Regions from separate parts of the Homo sapiens genome. Here regions 1, 2 and 4 are each linked to region 3. A link is a contact called in ENCODE Hi-C or POLR2A ChIA-PET data. All regions are on one chromosome and are shown on one strand. The core of a region is the stretch at or near the end of the contact, and the rest is flanking DNA. Distances in the headings are between cores, read along the strand shown.

What was found. Hi-C counts contacts between places; a loop is a spot of excess contacts on that map. ChIA-PET counts read pairs that join two places held with the same protein, here RNA polymerase II (POLR2A). Pooled maps may share reads with other maps.
Region 1: a pooled map shows a loop between it and region 3 (10-fold over the local background). The contact joins the enhancer-like site here to the promoter of SNURF in region 3. A Hi-C loop is called at or near these places in 2 of 37 single-sample maps with no recorded cell type and 9 of 50 pooled maps. POLR2A ChIA-PET finds 5 or more read pairs at or near these places in 1 of 52 experiments (OCI-LY7).
Region 2: a loop to region 3 is called in a map of naive thymus-derived CD4-positive, alpha-beta T cell, with 11 times the contacts of the local background. The contact joins the promoter of ATP10A here to the promoter of SNURF in region 3. A Hi-C loop is called at or near these places in 2 of 168 maps with a recorded cell type or tissue (CD4-positive, alpha-beta memory T cell and naive thymus-derived CD4-positive, alpha-beta T cell), 2 of 37 single-sample maps with no recorded cell type and 9 of 50 pooled maps.
Region 4: a loop to region 3 is called in a map with no recorded cell type, with 4 times the contacts of the local background. The contact joins the enhancer-like site here to the promoter of SNURF in region 3. A Hi-C loop is called at or near these places in 2 of 37 single-sample maps with no recorded cell type and 6 of 50 pooled maps.

What each region holds. Positions count from the first base shown.
Region 1 is chr15:25,841,647-25,848,481 of GRCh38, forward strand. The region is part of intron 1 of ATP10A (ATPase phospholipid transporting 10A (putative)); the gene reads right to left. Among named protein-coding and RNA genes, the nearest start is that of MIR4715, 3.8 kb to the right of the region's middle. RefSeq lists an enhancer at 3,429-4,270. Within about 2 kb of position 3,558, at least 2 of the 41 ENCODE cell types and tissues checked have a DNase peak (open chromatin) inside an H3K27ac peak, as active enhancers do; they include OCI-LY7, where a contact is called at or near this core.
Region 2 is chr15:25,862,016-25,869,448 of GRCh38, forward strand. ATP10A (ATPase phospholipid transporting 10A (putative)) reads right to left here and starts at 1,312. Exons shown (of 21, transcript NM_024490.4): 1 at 633-1,312. The coding sequence starts at 1,081. ATP10A-DT (ATP10A divergent transcript) reads left to right here and starts at 3,255. Exons shown (of 2, transcript NR_183988.1): 1 at 3,255-3,893.
Region 3 is chr15:24,951,774-24,958,146 of GRCh38, forward strand. It overlaps SNURF (SNRPN upstream open reading frame), which reads left to right and starts at 3,214. Exons shown (of 3, transcript NM_001394334.1): 1 at 3,214-3,289. The coding sequence starts at 3,276. It overlaps SNRPN (small nuclear ribonucleoprotein polypeptide N), which reads left to right and starts at 3,214. Exons shown (of 10, transcript NM_003097.6): 1 at 3,214-3,289. All of the region lies in intron 4 of SNHG14 (small nucleolar RNA host gene 14), which reads left to right. RefSeq lists enhancers at 3,629-4,194, 4,195-4,760, 4,585-4,744, 4,761-5,326, 5,015-5,064.
Region 4 is chr15:25,932,108-25,938,668 of GRCh38, forward strand. All of the region lies in intron 1 of LINC02346 (long intergenic non-protein coding RNA 2346), which reads left to right. Among named protein-coding and RNA genes, the nearest start is that of LINC02346, 33 kb to the left of the region's middle. Within about 2 kb of position 1,729, at least 2 of the 41 ENCODE cell types and tissues checked have a DNase peak (open chromatin) inside an H3K27ac peak, as active enhancers do.

The DNA of each region.
Region 1 (6,835 bases), core at 2,308-4,807, 890 kb after region 3:
AGAAAACTGACTCACTATTATGTTCATTTTCCGATCCATGAACATGGGAAGTCTCTCCATTTATTCAGATGTTCCTTGATATTTTTCATCAGCATTTTGTAATGTTCATCCTGCATCCTGTATGAGCATTGTGAAACTTATATGTAAGTATTTTATTTTCTTGGTGCAACTGTAAATGGTATTATGTTTGTGATTTCAGTTTTCACTAGTCCATTGTGGGGATACAGAAATGCAGTCAATTCATAGCCACGGATCTTGTATCCTGTCATTGTAATGAGCTCATTTTTCAGTTGTAAGAGGTTTTGTTTTGGGTTTTGTAGAATCAGTCTTTCATCCTCAACTGTGAAATTGGTTGTAGGTTTTTTGTAAATGCTCTGTATAAAGGAGTGGAAGGCAGTTCCCTGGGCCACCTGTTGCTGTTGTGTGGGTGGATGGGCAAAAGCCCCTGGGTCTGGGTCTCCTGGAGCCACCGGATAGGGAGTGGTCCACACAGCAGCATCAGGCTGTCCACTGGTGGCTTGGGTGTGGAGCGGGCCTTGGGCTCCCACTAGGTCTCACTGAGCTTCCCCTTTGGCCTGACAGAGCCTTTTGGTTTTGCTTTATTTTGTTTTCTCTATACCTGTTGGCGGTTCTGGTTACAGGCCTTCCTGTGCCCACACTGGAAGGATACAGGAGATAAAACAGAAGTCCAGGGTCTCATGGTGTTGCTACCCCCTCATGTCCTGAGGCCCCAGTCAGTCTGCCTGCTTTTAGTTTCCAGCGTCCTTTTACTGTTTCTTGTTAAATTATTTACTTGTAATCACGGGGAGGAGCAGGGAAAAATGAATCTACGCCATCTTGTTCTAAAACCAGAAGCCCCTGTTTTTAAAGTTTTCTACCGTGTTTCAGTGCACTGCCTAGAAAATAAAACACTGGGTTTCATTTCCTTGTATTTTGGGGGATATTTCTATAGGAGCCAAATGATTTTCATACTAGGATGAATAGAATGAATATGTCAACAGTCTTTTAGGTCTCAGTCATAAACATTATCTCTGATTGTATAGATAGGTAAACGTCTTTGACTCCATAATCAAGCAGACTTTTTTTTTTTGAGATAGAATTTCACTCTGTCACTCACAGTTCAGTGGCACAATCATAGCTCACTGCAACCTTGAACTCCTGGGCTCAAGCGGTCCTCCCACCTCAGCCTCCCAAGTCGCTGGGACTACAGATGCACATCACCACAACTGGCTATTTATGTATGTATACATTTTATAGAAACGGAATCTCACTATGTTGCCCAAGCTGGTCTCAAACTTCTGGCCTCAAGCAATCCTCCTATCTCAGCCTCCCAAAGTGCTAGGATTCCAGGCACAAGCCATGGTGCCTGGCCAAGCAGGCTTACTTAAATATCAAAATGATCACCCTCCATTATCCAGAATTTCAAAACCTATTGTTCTGAGTGGCTGCCAGGAGGTGCCAACAGTTGGCACGAAATTAAGCTAAACTCATGTCCAGCGCAGTCACGCCATGTGCCTCCTCCCTGGCACCAGAGGGCTGCCATGAACCCTAGGAGACGCAGGCCCACCCTCCACCCCCCACCCCCCACCCCCACCGTCCCGGGGTGTGATCTCGGCACTCCACCTATCACCACCCAAACCCACATCAGTGTGTGCAGAGGCTCCCAGGAGCACAGCTCCACATATGTCAAAGTTCAGAGATGGAAGGAAACTCCTCAGTGCAAGTGGAGAGAGACAGATGTGATTTAAACGGGGAGTGGGGAGCATCATAAATTCACCAAGAATCTGGCTGAACTGTGCCTCTGTATAGACAGGATGATAGATTTTCCCAAACCAGAGCCCAGACTTGGTGCAGAAAAGAGTTACTCCTCTCTGTGCAGGAATTCATCATTTGCATCCCGCATCACAGCAAAAGCAGGCACAGAGGCTTAGAGCCCTCTTAGACACCTATGAGTGAATACAGCTTCTTATAAACATCCCTCCCAGACTCCATCTACTCAGAGTTTATCCAGGCATCCAGAGTAGAAAAGGTCCTTTGGGGATATTCAAGGAAAACTGGTCCCCTGTAGAAAGACAGACGCACGGCTGCCACAGGGAAACTCCCATCTGAGCTATCTGGGAAAATCATGCCATGCCCACAGCTCCCGTCGCAGACCCCACTAACTCTAGAAGCTATTTTTGGATGCACTTTCCGGTTAACACAAGAAACTAAGTTCAAGAACACGGACCAGGCACTGGAAGGGCTGGAGTCTCCCTTTTAGCCGATTTCCTGCTTCCCATGGTCTCGCGGAGCTGTTTTAGAGTGCTTGTCTGAAATGACACTATCACCCACCGCCAAAACTGAGACAGCGCCCACCACAGTGGATACCTGTGTTCAAGACAAATCGAATAGAGAGATCACCTGATTTTACTGTCACCCCAAGAACATGAAGGAGTCAAAATTTCAGAAACTAATGATACAAGGCCACAAAGCACACGGTATTAAAACATACCTCTGTCATACACTTTGCTCGCATATTTGTTATTTACAAGGGGTATGTGTCACAACACTGCAATTTGAACATTTTCATAAAGACGAGGGGAGAATCTGCCATTCAGTAGAAGGGACCCTGAGGGAACAGGTGGTGCGTTTCTCTCCACGGCACGTCTTTGCCAGCTGGAGCCTCTACGAAAGGGAGGACTCATAAACTGCAACCTCAAGTTAAATTATGAGGCAAGTAAAAGGGAATTTTATGGGTCTTCCTAAACTGAGGAAGTTTAAGAGATATTTTTCTATTTTATCACCATGTTCCTAGTCCATTTGATTTTATGATGTCATATTTTAAAATAAAGGGATATTAATTGTCCAGGTAATCAAAAGTAAACCAAATAATTGAAATTGTTTTCTTTCAGGAAAAACTCTCCATTTTCCTGTGAGCTTTTAAAATGTAGGGAGAACAAGCACTTACTCAGGGTGCAGCCCCCCAACCTGATCCTCCTGCCCGCCCCATGCACCCTGAGTGGCAAAGGAAGAAGAGGGCTCCTGCCCCTCCTGGCTGGACCACCCTGAGAGGCTGCGGTGGGCGAGCAGTGAGGAGGGCAGACCTGGCTGTGCACGAGCTGCCAAACAGCCAGCACTTGTGGACCCTGTGGCTTGCCGTCTGGGGACATGCTTAGCCCCTGTCTGCAAAATGAGACAAGGAGGGGCTGGCAGCCTGCACCGGCACATGAGGTGGCTTCAGCTTGTCTTAAATGACAGGTTTCAGGCATGGCTGTTCTCCCTGTCCCTCCCATCCCCAGTCACTGTGTGCTTCTGATTTTATCCAAGGGGCACAGGCCTGAACAAGGGCCATAGCAAAGGGATGAATGAAAAGGTTTTCCATAAACTCCTACCAAATACCCGGAGAAAGTGGTTCTCCACAAATCCCCCCCAAACACCAGGAGAAAGTGTGTGATGAGGTGGACACTCACCAAGCAAGACCTCGCCTCTCACAGAGCCCCTCTGGCTGGTGCCTCTTGGGAACTGCGGGGAGCGCTGGCAGGCAGCTTCTCACTGCTGACTGCCAGGAATCTGGGCACGCACAAGGGACACAGACTGAATGTATTAACGAAGGTGGCAGTGACATATTCAACAAAAGGCCAAGAAGACCAAGTGAAGCCTTCAAAATCAGGAAATCAGCACGGACCGTTTGTGTGTTTGTGTGTGTGTGTGTGTGTGTGTGTGTGTGTGTCAGGCCACCTGGGTGATGGCCGAAGTTAACTGTGATAAGGCCCGGCCACCTCCACCAACATACACACTGAGCCTCCCCGGAACTGTTTTGCATACTCTGCCTCGAGCTCACAGTCATGTCCCTGTTACCAGAGAGCAGGGCCTTACAAGAAGTGTCAAGGTTGAGAGAAAGTGTGGGATGACATCTAGGCAACAAGACCACAGACAGGGCACCCGACCCCACCCATGCTGACAGCAACTCTCCTGGGCTCCCTGGCCAAAGGACTACAGGGAGGGGAGTAAACACCCAGCCAGGGCCCGACACCTCTCCACTGGCAGCAGCAGCATAGTGAGTTAAGGGGCCACCTCCCTAGAGGTCCTGAGAGCAGCACAAATGCTACCGTGGGAGGGTCCCCAGGGTGCATGCTGCCCTAGGCACCACCCCAACAAAGCCGTCCCGGAATCCATGCAGAATGTCTCCACGGACGAAAAAGGCAAGACACTCAAACAGACACTGGTACCCCCATGTTCACAGCAGCACTGTTTACAACAGCCAAAAGGTGGAAGCGCCCAAGGGTCCCTTAACAGATGAATGGATAAACAAGATGTGGTGGTGGGTTCATGCAATGGAATGGTGTCCGCCTCAGAAAGGAGGCTCTGGCACATGCTCCAACACAGATGAGCCTTGAGGACACGATGCTGAGTGAAATAAGCCGGTCACTAAAGGACAAGTACTGTGTGATTCCGCTCACGTGAGACACCCAGGGCAGTCCACTTCGTAGAGGCTGAATGCAGAACGGTTGTTGCCAGGGGCTGGGCATGGGGGAAGGGGGAGTTAGTGTTTCACGGGCACAAAGTTTCCGTTTGGGAGGATAAAAAGTGTTGGAGAGGAGGGCGGCGGTGATGCTCACAACAATGTGAAGGTATTGAATTCCACGGAACTGCACACTTAAAAGGGTTAAATGGCTAATTTTATGTTATGTATATTTCACCATAATAAAACAATTTTTTAAAAGTAAAGCACAAGATAGAACACGCTTAAGGTTATAAGGCTGTGTGTGCCAGTGGAGCACAGCTCAGCTGCTCAGTGTGACAGTGACAAGCCCCAAGTTAGCACGTGGTCCACTTCCAGGAAGTGGAGGAGTCAGAGCGCCCCACCCCTCATGCCTCAACCTTCAGAACTGACATGCTCAGCGCAGAAGGGCCACCCCTGGGCATGAGGGTAGACCATGGTGGTGGTCCCACACTGCTGAGCGTTCTTCAAGCCTTCCTAAACATCCCTGGATAAAAGAGACAGCATGAGAATCACCTAGCCTGACATGTGCCGGACACGTGCCTGACACGTGCAATGTTCCTTCAGTGATCTAAAATGACATCACAACATAAAGCTCCTGGAAGATGTTCTGGGTAGTGGTGCCTAAAGTGATGCCCACACACAAAAACATACACCATCACAGGAGTGCAGAAAAACACTACCACCTTTGTTTGTAATTGTGGTTTATTTTATTTTCATTTATATTTTGTATGTTTCAATAGATATAAGATATTTATGCATTACATGCCGGTAATTTATAAATAAATACACACACCCCCACTTTGGGTGCACATGCCCACTTTTTACTGATAGAGGTGTGAGATCAAAAACATCTGAAGACTGTGGCTGTAATGAACCAGCTACACTAAAAAGGATCAATAACATATACATTTTTCTAAAAAGCATCCATAGAGCATCTTTGTCAGCTATCCTTGTTAAATTCTGGGTATTGGCTTTTATCAGGATAACTATCTGGTGTTAGACACTTTCTCAAAAGCCAGAAATATTTAAACAACTTGATCTCATCCACACACATCAAAGATCAAAGGGACACAGGAGGCTCTGACTGAGCAGCACGCGCAGGCACTCAGCCAGTGGCCCTGAGTAACATCTCTTGGGACCCCAGAGCCCCAGGGCCACCTGTTCTGCTCCCAGGCTCTGCCCCTTTTGGACTGAAACCTCCCTCTCTGGGCTCCCATTTCCTCACAGGAACAATGAAGAATTTATAAGCTCTTCACAGAGCTAGCTAAGAATGGTACCATACAAATTCATAAAAATTCAGGCAAGTATATGGTGCTAGAGAAATACGTGAAGTTTTATCACTAAGTATTTGAACAACAATTTTAAAAAGCACCTTTTTTCCACCGTATCATGATCTTTGCGGGTCACGGGGTCTTCATGATCCCACTAAGCAATTTGGAGCTATTCCATATATTCCTAGCTAATTCAAACAGCTACAGCCTTTTTTTTTTTTTTTTTTTTTTTTTTTTTTTTTTTTTTTTTGAGATAGAGTCTCACTCTGTCACCTGGGCTGGAGTGCAGTAGTGCAATCATAATCACGTCTCACAGCACTCTTAACCTTCTGTGCTCAAACAATCTCAGCCCCGCAAGCAGCTGGGACTACAGGCATGCACCACCATGCCCAGCTAATTTTTCGTATTTTTTGTAGGGATGAGGTTTTGCCATGTTTTCCAGGCTGGTATCCAACTCCTGAGCTCAAGCAATCCACCCACCTTGGCCTCCCAAAGTGCTGGGATTACAGATGTGAGCCACCACACCTGGCCTACAGCCATTTTTTAACGGAAATCATCTTAATCAATATTAACACACAAAAAGCTGTAGTTAAGAAGGTGGTTTCTGCCAGGCATGGCAGATAGAGCCTGTATTTCCAGCTACTTGGGAGGCTGAGGCAGGACTGTGTGAGGCCCAGAAGTTCAAGACCAGCCTGGCAACACAGCAAGACCTGGCCTCTAAAAAGTGTTTTTTTTTTTTAATCATCTGTAAAATGAGGATGCAAAACAAACAAAAAAATAAACATGGTATCTGTTTGTTAAACTCTGCAATGAACACATGTATTAGCTTCCCGCTGCGGCAACAAATTATGACAACTTGGTGGCTTGAAGTAACACAAATTTGGGGAGTTTTATTTTATTTATTTCATTTTATAGAGATGGGGTCTTGCCCAGGCTGGAGTGCAGTAGCATAATCACAGCCCAGTGCAACCCCAGTCTCCTGGTCTCAAGTGATCCTCCTGCCTCAGCCTCCTGAGGACCTGGGACTACAGGCTTGTGCCACTGCACCGGCTAAACAAATCTGTCATTTCACAATTCTGGA
Region 2 (7,433 bases), core at 62-2,561, 910 kb after region 3:
TTCCCCCAGGAAGCAGGTTAAGATGAAGAAAATTAGGCAGGCAGCTACCGGGCGGTGCCTGGCTCGCGGCTCATGGCTCACAGTGGAGGATGGACACTGCTGTTATTTCCCCTGCCCTGGTACCTGGGCCGTGCCAGACATATCAGCACTTGGCGGCAGTTTCACTTTGCTGCTGTCCTGAGCCGAGCTGTTAGCAGACTGAGCTTTACTGTCCTGTGCCGGCTGTTCAGAGACCACTGTGCCTGGCCGAAGACTGAGGCAGGGACTTCAGGCCAGGGGGCCAGGCTGGCTTTTCCTGCCTTTCACTTCAGGTGGGAGCGGCTGTGGATGAGGATGTCCAGCGGCCGTCGGTTTCTAGCCTTGGGATCATTCTGGCCCCGACACGGAGTGACAGGGGATCCCCACGCGTCCCCGCATCCAGGGCGCCCCTTTAGCTGCGGCGGAGGCACAGAGAGGCCTTGGCGGCGCTGTGGCTTCGGTCGGCACCGGGTCCCGCGCAGCCGGGCCCTCCACCCTGAGTGGAGCTGCCTTCTAAGCACCCAGCCCCTGCCAATCACTGTGCCCAACACCAAGTTCCCGGGGCGCCCTGCCCTGCGCCACCGCGCGCTCGCTCGCCCGCCCGCCCAACTCACCTGCTGAAGACCAGGCAGCCCAGGTGGTTGATCTTGTGGTCGGAGCGGTGGCGGCTGTAGTCCTCCCACAGGTCCCTGAAGGCCGTGATGGCCAGGATGAAGAGCACCGGCGCCAGTGCCAGGCCGGGCTGGAAGGCGTTCACCGCCGGCACGAAGTTGAGCAGCGCGATGAAGACAAAGTACACGTTGGCCGGGCGGTGGAACTGCTCGAACAGGTTCTTGGGCAGGAAGGACAGCAGCGTGTACTTGGTAGTCTTGAGCCGGTTGTCGGCCAGGTGCTGGGCACACCCGCGCCGCCGTCGCCGCTCGCCCTTGGCCGCGCCAGCCGCAGGGTCCTCGGCGCCCGGGGGCGGCAGCAGGTTGGAGCGCACCGTGCGCGTCCTGCCCTCTCGGCGCCTCCGCCGTCCCGGAGGCCCGGGCTCCTCGGTCCCCGCCGGCTCCCGCTCCATGGCCGCGTGTCGCCGCGCCCGGCTCCTCCGCCGCTCACGCCCGCCCGCGCCGGCCTCTTAGGTTATCATCACTCGCGGCCCGGGCGCGGCGGTGCGAGCTCCCCGCCTGCGGGACGCACGGAGACCGCGGTCAGCGCGCCGCCTGGCCGGCCCAGCGCGCCCAGCCCGCGCCCAGCCCCGTCCACTCCCGTCCAGCCCCGCCGCCCGGCCGCAGTCCCCAGGGCGCAAGCTGGGCGGGTGCCGCACAGAGCCCCCTTGTCCTCGCCGCCCGCCCCCGGCCCGGGTCGTTTCCGCCGCGGTGGCCACGGCCCCGCCCTCGTTCCGCGCCCGGACTGGGCCACGCCGGATAGCGGGAAACAAAAAAAGCCCGAGCTGGAAACTTCAGAGAGGTTTAGTTTCGTTTCCCAGAAGCATCAGTTCGGTCCCAAAACGCTGCAAACGCGCGCTGCCTGCAGTAGGAGAGAGGAAACCGCGAAGCGCGAGAAAAGGCGCCCCCGTCCCCAAGCAGCCCGCGCGCCCTTCCAGGGGCCAGACCTGCTCCATCCTGGACGGCGAAACGACCTCGGGAGACCCCGGTTAGGACCTTACTCCAGGGATCAACTGGAATCAAAATCCAAAGGATCCATGGCATCCAGTGCTCCAATTTTTAAGTCTTTTTTACGCAGGACCTCTGCTCCTGGGGAGCCCTGGGAAGGGCGATTCCGCGTTGCCTCTAAGAACTTCTTTCCTACCCCACTTCCCAGCCCCCACCACTTTCAGATTCCGTTGTTGGGCGAACTAGACCGTTTCCTTTCCACCATCATCATTACTGCCTTTCCTTCCTCTCCTAAATAAATTCTTTTTCTTTTTTCTGTTCTTTCTTCATGGAAAGGAGAAATATATCGCTATAGCAAAGACAGAATTTGGTTTGCAGGTATTTGAGTGTCTGTTTCCCTCCCTGGGAAATCATGAGGACCGAAACGCTCCTTGTGCGCTGTAGCTCTGAGGTGGCTGTCATGGCCCGGACGGCGGGGGAGGCGAGGATGGTTGTGGGGAGGCGAGGATGGTTGTGGGGAGGAGAGGGGAGCGTCAGGAGGGTGTCCCAGAAGTGTGGGGCGAAGGGCTCCCCTCCACATCATGGGGCATCCGAGAAGGGGTGGGAGAATAAGCACGGCATGGAAAAAGGAGCTGGGAGTCCCCCACGTCCGCAGTGAGACCCCACAGATGTTTCATGGCTGTGACTGTTTGCCTCCCACTCAAGAAGTACAGAGATGAGAAGCAGTTATTTCTTGCCCAGGAGGCCGTGGCTGGGCGGTTGGCCGTGGCCCCAGGCTCTTCCTGGGGGTGCCTGCTAACAAGGCACTGCCCTGGATGGACTCAAATCACGTCTTCGCCAGGACCCTGGCTTGGGGAGGCCCTCCCCTCCAGCACCCTGGCTTACCCGGCTCCAGTTATGACATTCTTACATCTCTGCCCAGTTTTGCCACCATCCACAATGTTGCCCAGAACCCAGTGTTAGAAGGTAGAGTGGTGACAGGTGTGAAGAAAATAATCCCATCCCCCAGTCACAGGGGTGGGCTTTTGACATGTAGAGGCCCAGATCAGGGAAAGGTTTGGCTGAAGTCTGCATTGTTGGGGAAAGGAGTCAGGTCTCACAGTCAACCAGCAGAAACCCAAACGGAGCATCAACTGCAAATGAAGGCCCACAGCGCCTGCAGTCTTGAGGCCTCACATCCCATGGCTCCGTGTTTTCCTCTACCAGCCCACCTGGTGACCCCCGAGGCCTTCGGCCTCCCTACACTTCGGCCTCCTGTCTTCACAGGCATCCCCGTGGACCCTTCGCCCAAAGTCTCCAGGGGTGTCCGCGCCTACCAGACTCCCAGCTTCAGCCAGTCCACACTGTTGCCAAAGTAATTACCGCCTCATTCCATTTGCTTACCCTGGAGCTTCCAGGAGTACTCCTGGTGCTTACAAAGCCAAATGCTGATTCCTCAGGCAGAGGTCCCTTGAGGCCCTGAGGGGAACCAGCTTGCTGATTTTCTTCAGCCCCTCCCTGGTTCAGGCCCAGCCCCAAGGTGAGAGGTCTCCTTATCCTTCTCAGAACAGTCCTTACTCATCCCATCCACATTCCGCTCTAAGGTTCCAAGATTCTGTGAGTCACAATGCTCCTCAAGTCTGGAATCTTTTTCCACCTGCTCTTCCCCAGTGCAAAGTCAGGATTTCCAGGAAGGCCTAGCTCAGCTCACCTCTGGAAAGGTCTCCAAGCTGTGTGATCTGGGGAATCGTGGAGGGGTTTTGAGCTCAGGTGTCTTCTGCCAGCTGGACTCTGAGACCCTGGCCTGCTGGGGCGAGGATGAGGCTCTGATGTGGTCTGGTCAACTCTGGGTTGGCCATCTGCACCACAGGGCTCTAACAAGGGCCTGCTATAGGCCATGAGAACCACTGTAAGTGTCCTTGTTCGGCAAATACTTACTCATCCCCTGCTGTATGCCCGGCAATGTTCCAGGCACAGGAATTCATCGGAGAGCTAGAGAGGACAAGATGTTGTCATGGAGCTGCAGCAACTGAACGAAAAACCATGAGAGCCCACGGAGGGCTTTGGAAGGGATGAGGGATGGCCTTTTCGAAGAGAGGCACTGGAGTTGAAACCTGAATGGGACAAGATCAGGTGGAAGAGGCTTCCAGACAGAGGGGGCAGCTCTGTCAAAAGGTCCCAAAGAAGGAGAAATCTCAATGTGTTTAAGAAACAGGTGGGGCTTCTGCCTCACACTCATTCTAAAACCTTCAACCCCACAGCTTCTGCTTTAGGCAATGGGGACACCTGGGAAACACAGTAAGTTTCTGCTCCCCGGAACACTAAGTCCTCACGTGGGAATCCCAACAAAGATGGCTCAGAAAATGAAGGGACACCTGAAACCAGGGCTGGGAGGGGTGGGATCCTGCTCTTGCTCCTGTCAATTGGGCGGTCCAAGGAGGCTTCTCAAGCAACACTGAGCGGAGGCCTAGGGACACAAGCTGTGCAGGCACCTAGGGAAGAAATGGTAAGCACGGGGCGGGATAGGGAGCGTTCAGGGATTTCAGGCCCAGCAAGGAAGCCGGGGTAGCTGGAGCTGAGTGGGAGATTGGAGACGTGGCCGAGAGTGAGGTCATGTGGGGCCTTGTGGATCCCGGTGAGGATTTTGGCTTTTGAGCGAGAGGGAAAGCTTGGGAGGATTTTGAGAAGTGGCATCAAGTGGCTTTACCGAGGTTTCCAGAGATCACTCCTGCTGCAATGTAAATAGAATGTAGAGGGCCAGGGCAGAAGAAGGGAGACGTCGTGGCGAGCGGCCACTGCAGTGATCCTGCAAAGGTGCTGTGGCTCAGGCTGGGTGGCCATGGTGGATGTGGGACATAGCCTCCTCAGAGCATGCGGGACATGCTGTTGGAATGGTTGTGGGATGTGCAAGAGAGGAGGTGAGGGTGGCCCAACAGCTAAAAACCCAAGTTTCATCTAGTGAGTTGGGAAGACAGAAGATGAGGCAGAACTGGAGGTGCCCACCAGCCCTCAGGAGCAGGAGTCGTGCTGGCAGTGGTGATGTCAGTCTGGGGTCAAGAGCAGGTCTGGATGCAGGAGAGGGTAGCCATGAGGAGCAGCAGAGTGGCCAGCATTTAGGGCTTCACTAGCCTTTGGAAAGGACAAGTCTCTGGATTTGCTCCAACTGCAATAGGGAGCCATGGGCTGCCCCAAGCAGAGAGGCGTGAGATGAGAAGATCTTATATGCTCTTTTAATAGATAGAAAATTGATTCCGAGCAGAGTTGGAGCAGGAGAGGTGTAAATTAAGAGGTGGCTTACACCTGGCATTGGATAGACAGACATGGACAAATTGGAAGTACGTCTTCCAGGCAGAGCTAATGTGACTGGCCAACAGGTTGGATGTTTCAGTGAGAAAAATAAATGAAGTGGTTTAAGGAGAAAATGCAAGCTCAGCATAAGCCATGTTAAGTGTGAGATGGCAAGTGGGCAGTGGCGTATCGAAGACCGGACATGACAGCAAAGGTCCACACTGGTGACACAGCTGTGGGGGATGCTGGGAGACACCTGGGGGTTAGAGCTATGTGATGAGATCGCACCTAGATGCGCGAGATGCACACAGGGCATAAAAAGAGACTCTGGGTGTTACTTTCCAACTAAGAAGTATAGAGAATTGAATGAGACAATCATCAAGATTGTTTCCAGTTTTCAGATACCAAGAATCAGTACCTCTAATGGCTGGTGAAATAAATAATTATGGAATAAGTAAGAATCACAGTCTAAAACATTTTAACCTGACAGCATTGTTTAATATTTACTCTAGTGACTGCCCTTACAAATAGGCATAACAGATTCTGACATTTTTAAAATTTTTATTTTAAATATTTTTAATTTTTGGCTGGGCGTGGTGGTTCATTCCTGTAATCCCAGCACTTTAGGATACGAGGTGGGCAGGATCACTTGAGGTTAGGAGTTCAAGACCAGCCTAGACAACATGGTGAAATCTCGTCTCTACTAAAAATGCAAAAATTAGCTGGGCATGGTGATGCACACCTGTAATTCCAGCCACTTGGGAGGTCAAGGAAGGAGAATTGCTTGAACCTGGGAGGTGGAGGTTGCAGTGAGCCGAGATTGTGCCACTGCACTCCTGGGTGACAGAGCAAGACTTCATCTCAAAAATAAATAAACTATTTTTATTTTTAATTTTTAGAAAGAGACAGGGTCCCCCTATGTTGCCCAGGGTGGCCTCAAACTCCTGGGCTCAAGCAATCCTCCCACCTGGGTCCAGCCAGATTCTGAAATTTGTAATATGAAAAACCAGGCACAGATGCTACCTATTAATTAATATGGCCTCAGCATCATCCAAAAACTTCCAAAATACAGAGCTGTGAAATTTTGGACAAAAGTAATTGACTAATGATTGAGTAAGCTAAATCTATGATTATGTACATAATCCTAAAAATACAAAATTCTGGCCGGGCACAGTGACTCATGCCTGTAATCCCAGCACTTTGGGAGGTCGAGACAGGCGGATTACCTGAGGTCGGGAGTTCGAGACCCACCTGACCAACACAGAGAAACCCAATCTCCACTAAAAATACAAAATTAGCCGGGTGTGGTGGCACATGCCTGTAATCCCAGCTACTCAGGAGGCTAAGGCAAGAGAATCGCTTGAACCAGGGAGGTGGAGGTTGCAGTGAGCCGAGGTTGTACCATTGCACTCCAGCCTGGGCAACAAGAGTGAACTCCGTCAAAAAAAAAAAAATATATTCTAGAGAGAGAAGCAAAAATTTATATTTTTTATTTTTAAGCTTTTCCTTATCCCACATACCATAATTTCTAAGGAATTCATAGTTTGATATGCCTGCCTGAGATAATTTGTTCTCCGTTTTTCCAAACTAAATTTCCTTTACAAAACACATGATATTTTTCAAAAAGATAAATGTACAGTTGTGCTGGGGAGCTGGGAAAAAGTACCTTCAGAAGACGAAAAGATATCTCAGAAGATATTGAGGGATGTCAGGAATACATAAAACTGATGAACACATTAGCGGGAAAGTCTAACACATATGAGAAAACATATTGTCCACGCGCGGTGGCTCATGCCTGTAATCCCAGCACTTTGGGAGGCCGAGGCGGGCGAATCACAAGGTCAGGAGTTCCAGACCAGCGTGGCCAACATGTTGAAACCCCGTCTCTACTAAAAATACAAAAACTTAGCAGGGCGTGGTGGCGCGCGTCTGTAATCCCAGCTACTCGGGAGGCTGAGGCAGGAGAATCTCTTGAGCCTGGGAGGCGGAGGTTGCAGTGAGCTGAGATCCCGCCACTGCACTCCAGCCTGGGAGACAGTGCGAGACTCAGTCTCAAAAAAAAAAGAAAAGAAAAAAGAAAACATATTACAGAGTTAAGTAAGCAAGGACACTTTTTTTAAAAAAGTGAGTTTTTCCAGTAGATCCCTTGAGAAGGCTCAAAATCAGAGAAAGCAGGCCATTCTAGGATGAGGCGCAGGTGGGAAAATAACGAGGCCGCCATGTTGCTACATCCAGGATGCCACTGCAAGTCCCACGCTGGTTATTTCAAGTAGCTGCTCTTAAGACCGGCTGCTCCTTAAGGTTACCTGATGAGCTACTAATGCCCAAGCAATGCCCAAGCCTTGCTCCAGACTCAGTACACATGGGGACCAGGCCCCAGCACCCAGATTTTTTAAAAGCTTCTTGGGTGATTCCAATTGCAGCCAGGTTTAAGAACCTCTGGTCGATATCTGCAATGATAAGCATGAATCTATATTACAGTCAAGAGTCACTGGATTGTTTTAGAACAACTGGTAATATGAAAAAAAAAAAGCAAACTTCACCCAAGTG
Region 3 (6,373 bases), core at 1,964-4,463:
CTGGGATTACACTTATGAGTCACTGCGCCCAGCCAAGTACTAACACTTCTTTATACATTCTGGATACTACACTCCTAGTAGCTTTATGTTTAGCAAATATTTTCTCCCATTCTCTTGGCTGTCTTTTCACTTTCTTAATGTCCCTTGAATCGAAAACTTTTATGTAACTGTGATGAAGTTCAGTTTATTTATTATTTTTGGTTGCTTTTGTTTTAGGTGTCATATCTAAGAAACTGTTGCCTAATTCAAGGTTACACGGATTTATATATATACACACATATATTTATACATGTATACATAAGTATACATGGAATATATGTGTAAAATATACACATACACAAATGTTATATATCACATTTATACATAGGTATATATGTGTACCTGTATACATATATAACATGTATATATATGTTCTATAACAAGTGACTTATATTTTATTGATCTATTTTGAGTTAATTTTTGTACATGGTATGATGCAAGGGTTCTGATTAGTTTTTCTAGTCTCCTTTGTCTATTCTGTACAGAATAGTTTTATTGCAGTTTTAGTGTCCTTTAAGTACATAACCTTAAGTGTTTGGCTTGGGGATAAATGTAGACTTTGGGAAAATTGAATTGTTGGGAGACCTATCAGGGTCTACTAGCATGTCATAGTGGAGTTTAGTGGCAATGTCTCCTTCTCTGTATCTTCACTCCCCAGTTGTAGGATATGTTGAATCAGACCTATTATTAACTAACATAAAATATAAGTGAGCCTAATGGCAGTTCTCTTTAGATTTTCTGTAAAGCCCAGGACACCCATTGTGACCTCTCAGACTCCAAAGCGAATTTCCTAATGGAGTAGAACAAACAGGAAATTATGAGGAAAGGCAGTCAGAGTTTGAAAAGAGAACACACCAGAAACAATGGAAGATAGGTCCAAGAAACTAGATAAGTGCGAGTTGAGAATTGAATATAATTTTATTTAATTTTAATAATACTTTAATTGTAAAAGTAATTCATAATCACTGCAAAAAGTACCAAGCACTGTAAAAATTAAAAATACAAAACAATCTCAAATTGTGACAGCCAAGAGAAACCTAAAGAAACATGATTATAATGTTTGTGGCATGTAAGTTTGGTGTCCACAATGGAAAAAGGATATTAGGAAAAAAAAGAAATATAAGATATAGAAATTAGTTAAAACAATGAGAATAAAAAATGAACACCCAATTCCTGCTCCTAGAAGAAGTAGTACTCTAACATTTGGTGAAGTTCTAAGAGCCAACATTTTTACCCAGCTTATACTAGGACCTGTTCTAAATAGTATTTTAGCTCATTTAATTGTTAAGCCATTGTATAAAGTAAACAGAATCCCTTCTTTTGTTACAGATTAGGAATTTAATGCACAGAGGGTTAGATAACTTGCTCAAAGTAACATTGTGGTCAAGAGTCAAAGCTAGAATTTGAATCAAAAGAGCCTGAGTCCAAAGGCATGGTTTTCATCACTGGACTATAATGGTGTGTATTCTTTCATAATTTTTTCAGTGTAAAACTGAACATACAGTATGCTTTTATTTTATTTATTTTTTTGAGATGGAGTCTTGCCCTGTCACCAGGCTGGAGTGCAGTGGTGTGATCTCAGCTCACTGCAACCTCCGCCTCCCACGTTCAAGCAATTCTCCTGCCTCAGCCTCCCGAGTAGCTAAGATTACAGGCATGTGCCATCACGCCCAGCTAATTTTTCTGTTTTTTGTAGAGATGGGTTTCACCATGTTGGCCAGGATGGTCTCGATCTCCTGACCTCGTGATCTGCCCACCTCGGCCTCCCAAAGTGCTGGGAATACAGGCGTAAGCCACTGTGCCCAGCCTACATTTTATTTTTCGATTGACTCCCGTGATCAGAGTCAACTTCCCATGTTATTTTATGTGAATATGTATCAATGAACTATTAGAAATTGCAATGTTTTTGTAGGTCAAAACAATTCAATATTGACAATTTTATATGATTCAGCCTAATACATCATTTTTTCCATCAGCCATATTGCATGTTATTATTTATATATACGTTTATTTAGTTAGCCTATCTGTTCTCTGTGAGGAACATTACACAGTTTCTGAGATTTTGTTACGATAGAAGTCAGCATTGATAAGCCTCTGCGCACCTGTTTTAATGTAGGATCATTGGGAACTGAGCAGTAGCTTACAGGGCTTGGGAGGGGATTTAACCATTTAGTCAACCTCCACTCACATCACCCTCCCTTCTTCGATAATGGGCAATTGAGAAAGGGCAAATGTGTGTAAAAACTATGCAGATGCAGTTTCAGGATTATTTTCTTCTTTTCTGCAGTGTCTTTTCCCAAGCTACATCAGCGTCTAAATTTTGGAGTTACTGATGCTTCCGTTATTTCTGCAGATAGAATATTATGTCGTAAATAATGTTTACTTGTCCATTAGTATTATATAAAAGTGCCTGTTTCTCCCCACTCCAGCTATCATTGATTATTGGTAAAAATTTTAATGTATCCAATTCTAATAGGCAAAGAAAGGCTCTCCTACTTAGATCTTAGGTGGGGGTCTAAGTTCATATTTTTGTTTTACAAAAATTGAATAGCCAGTGTTTTTGAGTTGAATGATCTATCCATTCCGTATAGGAGAGTTTAATTATATTGTGATTTTGGGGGAGATAATTTTCACAATTTACCCCCTCAAAATGTAGAAAGTAGAAAAAGGGTAGAAAAATCGCACCAAATTTGAACAATGTAGCATGCTTTTAGAGTTAGGGATATTTTCTTTTGGAAGGATTTCAAGTCTGGCGTATTTGCATTGATTGTGGTTATGGCGCATTTAACTTTTCCAAACCAGCTTTTTTGTACCGCACATAGGAAGACCTGAGGGTGAGTGTAAATTAGGATTGTTTGGCCAGTGGTGTGTGCAAAAATTTATTGTAGAACCAAGAATTATTTCTTTAGTATTTTACACATTTTAAAAAACAGGTAGACATGTCCATTGATCCCAGGTTGCTTATGGTTTCTAGAGGCCCCCTCTCATTGCAACAGTGCTGTGGGGCCCTAGGGGTCCAGTAGCCCCCTCCCCCCAGGTCATTCCGGTGAGGGAGGGAGCTGGGACCCCTGCACTGCGGCAAACAAGCACGCCTGCGCGGCCGCAGAGGCAGGCTGGCGCGCATGCTCAGGCGGGGATGTGTGCGAAGCCTGCCGCTGCTGCAGCGAGTCTGGCGCAGAGTGGAGCGGCCGCCGGAGATGCCTGACGCATCTGTCTGAGGAGCGGTCAGTGACGCGATGGAGCGGGCAAGGTCAGCTGTGCCGGTGGCTTCTCTCAAGAGACAGCCTGGGGAGCGGCCACTTTTATTCATCAGATATTCCAAGTTTTTAGGACTTGGAGTACTGAATAAACGGAATTTGGGCCCTAAAGTCCTTTGTTCTGGAGAACCAGATCCGGAATGTTCAGAGGCTTGCTGTTGTGCCGTTCTGCCCCGATGGTATCCTGTCCGCTCGCATTGGGGCGCGTCCCCCATCCGCCCCCAACTGTGGTGTCGCGACAGGTCCTATTGCGGGTGTCTGCGGTGGGAAGGGCGGTGGTGACTGGGAGCATGCGGGGTAACCGCAGTGGGCAAGGGACATGGGTGGAGGTGGGTACATCAGGGTGATTGCAGTTCCGTGTGGCGAGGGTACGTGGGGGGACCAGTGCATAGGGATTTTAGGCGGAGGTAGGTATATTGGAGTGATTGTGGCGGGGCGAAGGTACGTGAAGTGATCGGTATTTAGGGGGTGTTGAGCGCAGGTAGGTGTATAATAGTGACCACTGCGTGGTGGAGCAGGGTACGTGGGGCGACTGGGGGGGGAATTCGTCGCAGTGACCGAGGCGAGGAGGCTATGGCAGTGGACCAGGGGGATGAGTCGGTGTGACAGTGGTGGGGGTTGTGTTGGTGGTCGCGGCGCGGGGAGAGTCCGTAGGAAGTGGCTGGGAGGTAGGGGGAAGGCGGCGACAGTGGGTATTGGCGGCGGTGGGCATTGGCAGCGGGTAGGCATGGCGGTGGTGGACTTTGGCGGCGGTAGGCATGGCGGCGGTGGGCATGGCATGGAGGCGGTGGGCATGGCGGCCGCGGGGCCTGTCGCTGTCCGGAGTGACTAAGGGACGCTGAATGATTGCTGTGTAGAGGAGGGGGCATCAGAAGGGGCAGTAGCACAGTCCGCAGCCTTTAATTTTCCTGTGACCTGCGATGGTCATCTGGTTTGCCTACTGTGGTGGTGGTGCTTTTTTATTAAAACTGCGCAATGCCTACACTGCCGCAGGGGCTGCAGAAATGCGTGGAATCCTTGCGTACCCTTTAGGAACCCTCGCTTTAGAGGCTATGGCATAAGAAGACTGGAATGATGTGCAGAACTTGCATTTACAGATCTTTTGACTGATAGGCCAGGTGATGCCTGGGGGTTACTTTTTTTTCATTGTTTCTCTCTGTTGGGAACCAGGTCTTGGAAGGCTATGTCGAAATAACCTGGGGGTCTGTGTTGCGTCACTGCCATTGTGCAGCTCCTTCAAGATGGCCGCCGCTGCAGCGGCTTAGATCTGCGCAAGCGCTTCAGCGGGGGGGTGGCCGCTTCCTCCCTGTAGAGCCGCCAGTGGGGAGGGGGCAGGTGGTGTGTGTTCAGCTTCTGCTGTTTCGGAGTTTCAGCCGTACCCTCTTTAGGGTGCAGTGGTAAGGAGAGGAAGCCGGCCAAGGTGGGCGGCTGCCCCCTCCCCAAAGTGCTGCTTGGGAAAGGATGCAGGTTGCGCAGACGCAGCAGAGGTGACAGTCGCCTCCGCTTGCAGTGGGGCGAGACGTGGGGCAGGGGAGCGAGGGCTTACGCAGCTTTTGCCTGGAAGGAATGGCAGCCCTCCCCTTCACCTGGCTGATACAGCAGCTGTTCCTTTCCGGTTGTGGCGCAGTAGAGGGGGGAGGAGGGAGATGGGTTGGCGCAGGCTCCGCCTAGCAAGCTTGGCAGCCACCCCTTACCCACGGTGCAGCAGTAGAGGACTGGAGGGGAATGTGGCTAGAGGCCAGGCATTTGTACCACCTCCGCCTGTGTGGGATGGCAGCTGCACTGGGCTACTGCTTTTCAGCTCTGCAGTAAACTAGAGTGGTGGCGGCCTGGAGGCCATCAAAGGTGCAGCCACCCCAAGACCTGCTGTGCTGTTTCAGCAAGCCTCCATTAATGATAGAGATTTTAAATTGGTTTTCTGACTCCCTGGAAAATCGTACCTTTTCATTTTTGTAGTTCCTCTCTTGGTTGTATTGTGCGCTAATTCTCTATTTTCAAACTGGACTTGTTAACCCCTTTTTTTTAACTCCCTGTAGTCTTTGATTTCCATTCGACACATTTAATAAATGTCACCATTTAAGATTCAGTTATCCTTCTTAATCTCTGGATAGTCCATTCTGATGCACTGCATACTTTCCTTAAATGGGTTGGGGGAGAGGACATCGTGATGGCTCTTCCCGACTAAGGTTGAAAGGTGTTTCAAACACTGGACCTCTTCATCTTCTGGGAGTTGAAAGCTGCAAGTTTTGTGCTCAAAGAGAATAAAAGAGAAAAGTGGAGACAATCTTATTGGGGTGGGGTTGTGCTTTGGATCAGTTACTGTCTTTTTTTGGATTTTTAAATTAATGATCATTTTTGAAGTTGGAGCTACTACAAAAATTTGGTGAGAAAGGTTAATGAATAACTGCATTTTTATATTCCAGTACTTTTTTAAAAAATCATTTTATTCTAAGGATTTTGTCTTCCTTTGCAGGATTTTCAGTGCTTGCCTTTTCTGTATTTACATTTTCCCTCTATCATAACTGGTATGTCTGGTTGCACTGAGTTGTAATTAACAGAAAAGTTAAATCTACGAAGCCCGAAAAGCCTTGTTCTGGAATAATCTATTTTTGGGTAGTTTTAAAAATAGCAGGAGTCTGGGATTTTATATGATATTTATAATTTACCCTTTTTTTTCTGCTTGCATGAAGATAGCAGTTCACATACATATATTTCTTGGTTTAACTTCTGGTCATTTGGCTATTTGCAAGCTGAGTATTTAGTCTGATCCGCCATTTTGTAGTCTTGCATTCAGGCCCGGGATCCTAATATGGCAGATCCCTTTGGAAAGGCCTCTTGAAGTTTCAAGGTCTGTGTCCTACTCAGTGAATTGGCTCTGTGCTAGGGCTTTTTGGAGGCAGGGAGTGGCAGCCCTTCCTGTGATGCAGAGGAAGGAAGCTTGGTTGAGAGACCCTTATGTTGTTGTCTAAGGCAGGGTACTAACTGATTTGGATTTATTCACAGACCTTGCCTTATCTTGATTTCACTATTCTATCTGACCAGTGTGTCATTGCCGAAATGTTTTCCACATTTATAGT
Region 4 (6,561 bases), core at 479-2,978, 980 kb after region 3:
ACATGAGAATGGAGCAGTAGAAAGAAAGGGCCAATCCCCTGATTGAAGATGAACATCCTTATCTCTGAAATTCTAAGGCAGAGTTAGAAGAAAAGAGGTTGGAGTGCATTTCTGATTAACTTTGTAAATTTTAAAATTCCTACAGTTAAGTGAATTTGAATTTGGTAACAGAAAAAGTATAAAATTACTCTATTTCATAAAAGAAACAGAAATGATCTTTTGTCTTTTTCATGTATAAATTTGGCTGTGACCCACAGAAGTATGAAGATATGGTTTCCACACCAATGTTAGGCCTTCTCAAGGAGCTTAGAGTGTGTCGGTGGAGAGGGAGAAGCCCAACGGGAGATCTTATTCCACCTCTGCACGTCTTCAGGACCCCTGTGGAAACATGTGATCTCTAACAGTCTCTCTGGGGCTCTGCCCACCCCCAGCAGTGTCACCTCACATCACCGCACAATAAGAACTTTCTCATCATGAACATAGCTTTCTCTGGAGAAGCTGGGAAGTGCTTAACTATGCCAGAAGCTGGACAATTCAGGTAGAAGTGTAAATGTTGGCCTAACCTTCAAAGGACAGAAATAGCTTTCTTTGAAAGTTCTCAAAGGTGTTTCAGAACTCTGGAAAATTTTAAATCTTAAAATAACACTACAATTGTCCATTTGTCTTGGGGATGCCTGTGCGGAGTGAGAGTGAATCCCTAAATTTGACTTTCCGTCTCTCCTCCACTGCAGGATGTGGTTGGGCTTTTTCGTCCTTGGGCTGCCAAAACTGAAAAGCACCTTGCTCCACTCCAGAGGAATGTGTTCAGTGTCCTTTATAGAACCCACTTGTTTCCTGGCCTGGAAGGGGGATTGTCCCGGTGCACAGCCGGGCTGTCACATGTGTGACGTGTTAGCTGTCCCCCTCCCAAACATTAGCAAAGCATAGTACTGCGAAAGCAAATGTGGCTCCCAGGGCACCGCTCACAGGCTGTCACCAAAGCTTATGATCCCCGAGCTGACTGGGAATGGGGAATGTCAGGGAATACACAGTCTCCGCCCCCTTCTCCTTCAACTCTCACCCTTGGGCACATCACTCACGTCTCCTAAATCATCCCATGGTTTAGGAGTCAGGCAGTGATACACATGCTCTGAGCAGATTCTCAGGTGCTCTTAAAAGCTGCCAATGCTAATATTGCCCTGGAAAACAATGATGAGTATTTTAGAGCGACCCACTCACTGGGTGAATGCATTGAGTCAGCCCATCCCCCTGCCTTCACTGACTGCACTGCGGTGGGGTGGGTGGTGGTGTCTGTCCCTCTCTCTCTGCCTTCACTCCTAACTGACAGCTCCTGCCACCCTGATGCTCAGGTTTCATCATCCCATATACTCTGGGTCTTGTTCCGACTCTACAAAGAAAAGGTGCCACGAGGACTGTGACAGAGTATGACTATAATTCGGTAGAGGTCTCATCTCAACTCCTTGTTTTACATACCATGTGTTAACTGAGGCCACATGGAGAGGGTAATGTGAAGTGTTACCTGAAGGACGGTGGCAGAGCTCTGTGCACTGGCTGCCCCGAGGGGGCAGAAAGGAAGGGAGGGAGGGAGGAAAACAGTAGGGAAGAAGGAAGCCACTCTCTGCCCGCCCCCTGCCCCATCTCAGGCCCTAGCCCTCTGCCAGGAGCGTCTCCTGAGGCTGAAAGTGCCCCCTCCCGCTCTCAGACTCTGCGCTGCCATCTGCCTTGCTTCTCTCGGTACCACTTCCCCTGCTCTCTTTTGAATCGGATTCTCTCCTTCAAACTCCAGCTGATCCAGCCCGCACATGCCAGGCCCGTATGTAGATTCGTCTGTTGCCACCGTCCTCCAAGCCCTAGGGAGGGGTTGAGCTCCGTGGAAGGCCTCTGATGGGAGGGACACGACTCGGAGGCTGAGCAGCACAGGACACCGTGGTAAACTGGGATTCTTCTTTGCCTTTCTCAGGGAGGCAAAAGGTGCAGAGGCCTGCAGTGTGCTGTGAGCGACAGTGCCAGCTAGTGGCGCACGACTTACATCGCTAGCTACAGGGTTTCTTTTCTTTTTCTTTCTTTCTTTTTTTTTTTTTTTTTTGAGGCAGTCTCACTTTGTCGCCCAGTGGCACAATCTCAGCTCACTGCAACCTCTGCTGCCCAGGTTCAAGCAATTCTCATCGGTCAGGCTCCCGAGTAGCTGGAATTACAGGCATGCTCCACCACACCCAGCTAATTTTTGTGTTTTTAGTAGAGAAGGGGTTTCACCATATTGGCCAGGTTGGTCTTGAACTCCTGACCTCAAGTGATCCGCCTGCCTCGGCCTCCGAAAGTGTTGGGATTACAGGCGTGAGCCACTGTACCCGGCCCAGCGTTTCTTGACAACAGGGAATTGGGAGGATGCAGTCAGGCCTGGCCTTTAGTGGGTTGTAGAACTCCCTCTAGGGGTAAATGCTCAATAAAAATGGCTTAGCCTGGCCAGGTGTGGCGGCTCATGTCTGTAATCCCAGCACTTTGGGAGGCCAAGGTGGGCGGATCACGAGGTCAGGAGATCGAGACCATCCTGGCTAACATGGTGAAACCCCGTCTCTACTAAAAAATACGAAAAACAAAATTAGCCGGGTGTGGTGGAGGGGGTCTGTAGTCCCAGCTACTCGGGAGGCTGAGGCAGGAGAATGGCGTGAACCCGAGAGGCGGAGCTTGCAGTAAGCCGAGATCACACCACTGCACTCACTCCAGCCTGGGCAATAGTGGAGCGAGACTCCGTCTCAAAAAAAAAAAAAAAAAAAAAAAAGCCTTAGCCTGAAGAACACTGCCTTGCTTTCCATTTGGATTCTTTTCCTGTAGTTTGAATAAAGACGTAAGTTTTATAAAAATGTCTAGCCTTATTTTATGCATGTGCCCTGAGAAAGGTCTTAGACTCATTTACTGAAAGATGAAAGCAGCTATGTTTCTGAAATGAAGTCACTCTTCAATCACTTACTGCCTAGCAGGCAGCCACTGCCAAGTCCATTTTCCTGTTTTTATTGGAAAAAATATCATATCCCTTCCTTTAAATTTGTTTTTGATTCAAAAAAAATGGTTCTGAGATGTTAGAACATGCATGCTATGTGTCAAAATCTAATATTCACCAAAATCTAATAGTCATCAAACACTAGAAGCATTTAAGAAGAGGGCCGGGCATGGTGGCTCATGCCTGTAATCCTGGCACTTTGGGAGGCTGAGGCGGGTGGATTTCCTGACCTCAGGAGTTCGAGACCACCCAGGGCAACAGGGTGAAACCCTGTCTCTACTAAAAATACAAAAAAATTAACCAGGTGTGATGCCGTGTGCCTGTAGTCCCAACTACTTGAGAGGCTGAGGCAGGAGAATCGCTTGAGCCCCAGTGGCAAAGGTTGGAGTGAGCCAAGATCATGCCACTGCACTCCAGCTTGGGCCACAGAGTGAGACTCTGTCTCAAAAAAAAAAAAAGAAAAGAAAGAAAGAAAGAAAGAAAGAAAGAAAGAAAGAAAGAAAGAAAGAAAGGAAGGAAGGAAGGAAGGAAGGAAGGAAGGAAGGAAGGAAGGAAGGAAGAAAGAAAGAAAGAAAGAAAGGCTAAGTGCTGATTGGCTGCATGGAGGTGAATGGGCTTCCTTGCGATTAATGAGGCACAGCAGAAATGGAAGACGGGGAGGGCTTGAGGATGCTGTCCCAGGACAGTCCAAGGGACACAGCAGGGGAAAGAGATGTCCGGGCAGCAAGAGACGGAGAGCAAAGCTTGGGCCCTGACAGCATGGACCTACTTCTTTGAATCCCAGAAGGCAAAGTGCATACCCAGCCTACTGTGAGCTCATCCTCATCCCTGCCACTCAATTCACAGTTCTAAGAGTTGATACAGAAAATTAATTATATTTCATATATTCAATAGGTTAGACACAAACATTTCCTAATTAACTTTATTTCTAATAACATTACACCCCCTGCCAAAGCAATATTCTTATCTGAGGCCAGAGTTTGCAGTGGGAAGATGTAGAAAAGGAGAATGGGATCTATCCTGGTCTGGGAATTCTGTAAGAGTCTAGGAAGGCAGATGGAGCATGTGATAGCCTGATGACACGACAATTTGTCACAGACTCCTGAAGAAACCGCTAGCATTCTAAATGCGCAACTCATGGGCGTCATGATTTCATTTCTCTTAAAACCTGTGACTTTCCTGCGAACAATTTCTTTTCATAAGAATAAACTTGACATCCTCCACGTACGAATAATAGAAAGTTCTGTGCTGGTGTGAGAAGCACTCATGGAGGCCTCTGTCCCACACTGTGGTCTGAGAGAGCTTTCAAGTAAGACACATTTTAAGCCAGCAGCTTAGATTGATAGGTAGATAGATAAGTAGATGGATAGATAGATAGATAGATAGATAGATAGATAGATAGATAGATTATAGATAGATAGATAGATATAGTAACTGATTTCAGTAGGGAAGAATTATCATTTGGCCAGTTAAGGATAAAATGTCTTACTACATAAGGTTGGACTTTTATCCTTCTTATCCCCAAAAAACATATCCTGATTTTCCCCAGTTCTGCCTGTATTTGATATATAACAGGATTACAGTACCAAGATGTATATATTTAATCAAGTGAACTTTTGCTTGGCTGTGAGGCCCTCTGCTACAGTTTGAATGTGTCCCCTGCAAAATTCAGGTGTGGAAACTTAATGGCCAATGTGATAGTATTAAGAGGAGGGACTTTTGCAGGTGATTAGACCACGAGGGCTCTTTCTTCTTGAGTGGGATCAGACCCTCATAAAAGGGGCCTCACAGAGCATTCAGCTGGCTTGCCCTTTTGCCTCCCACCATGTGGTGACACAACCTTCCTTTCCTTTGGAGGACGCAGCAACAGGCACCATCTTGGAAGCGGAGACCTGGGCCCTCGCCAGGCACCGAACCTGCTGGTGCTTGGATCTTGGACTTCCCAGCCTGCAGAACTGTGAAAGAATAAATTTCTGTTCTTTATGAATTACCCAGTCTGCAGTATTTTGTTACAGCTGCACACACAGACTATGACACCCCCAACATGGAAGGTGCAGGACCAGCTCCATAGGGCATCAGATGCTGTGACCCACTTGGAAGGAAGTTAGAGGACTGCACTGAAGTGTCTGAAGAGCAAGCTCCCCTTTGCACAACCTCACTTTCATGTTGGTTTGGGGTAGCATGTGGGGGGCATTCCTTGGATGGAGATTTCACAGTTCTGTGTATGTCCTGCTTCACGCCACCTCTGATGAGCCCCTGGTGGAAACAAGAAACACTCCCCAGAAGGGAAGAGAGATCTTGATTCTAGGCCCATCATATCCTAAGGGAGGACTCCTTGAAGAATTCTTTTAAAAAAATATTTTTTTTAAATTTTAGTAAAATATACATAACATAAAGTTTACCATTTTAGCCTTTTTTGGTTTCTTTTGAGACAAGATTTTGCTTCCTCCCAGGCTGCCGCGGTGTGGTGTGATCACAGCTCACTGCAGCCTAAGAACTCCCAGGTTCAAGCTATCCTCCCACCTCAGCCTCCCCAGTAGCTGGAACTGTAGGCACACGCCACCATGCCCAGTTAATTTTTAAATTTTTGTAGAGATGATAGCAATCCACTTGGAAGGAAGTTAGAGGACTGTGCTGAGGTGTCTGAAGAGCAAGCGCACCTTCACACAACCTCACTTTCATGTTGGTTTGGGGTAGGTTGTGGAGGGTATTCCTTGGATGGAGATTTCATGGTTTCTGTTGCTGGGTTGCTTTCAAACTCCTAGCCTCAAGTGATCCTCCCACCTCAGCCTTCCAAAGCACTGATTTTAGCCATCTTTTAAGTGTAGAGTACAGTGGGATTAAACACATTCCATACTGTTGTGTAACCAGTCTCAATAACTCTTTAATATTGCAAAACTGAAAATCTGTCCCCATTAAATACCATTTTTCTCCCCCCCAAAGACTCTGTCTTTATGAGCTTGATGCCTCTAGGTGCCTCATGTGAGTGGACTCACACAGGAATTTTACTTTGTGATTGGCTTATTTCAGTAGCATCATGTCCTCAGTGTTCATCCTTAGTGTAGCATGTGTCAGAACTCCCTTCTGTTTCCAGGTTGAATGACGCTCCACTGTGTGCATAGACATTGTGCATATCCGCTCATCCCTCCATAGACATGTGGGTTGCCTCCACCTGCTGGGCATCGTGCCCCTGTGCACATGGGCACCCGGGTCTTGCTCTGGCGCTCCCCTCCTGCCTTCTGGGGTGAGAGCATTCGGGATGTGCTATAGGGAAATGGTATGATTTTAAAATGGAAGTGTTTCAGCCAGGCGCGGTGGCTCACGCCTGTAATCCCAGCACTTTGGGAGGCTGAGGCGGGCGGATCCAGGGGTCAGGAGATCGAGACCATCCTGGCTAACACGGTGAAGCCCCGTCTCTACTAAAAATACAAAAAATTAGCCGGGCGTGGTGGCAGACGCCTGTAGTCCCAGCTACTCGGGAGGCTGAGGCAGGAGAATGGCGTGAACCCGGGAGGCGGAGCTTGCAGTGAGCTGAGATCACGTCACTGCACTACAGCCTGGGC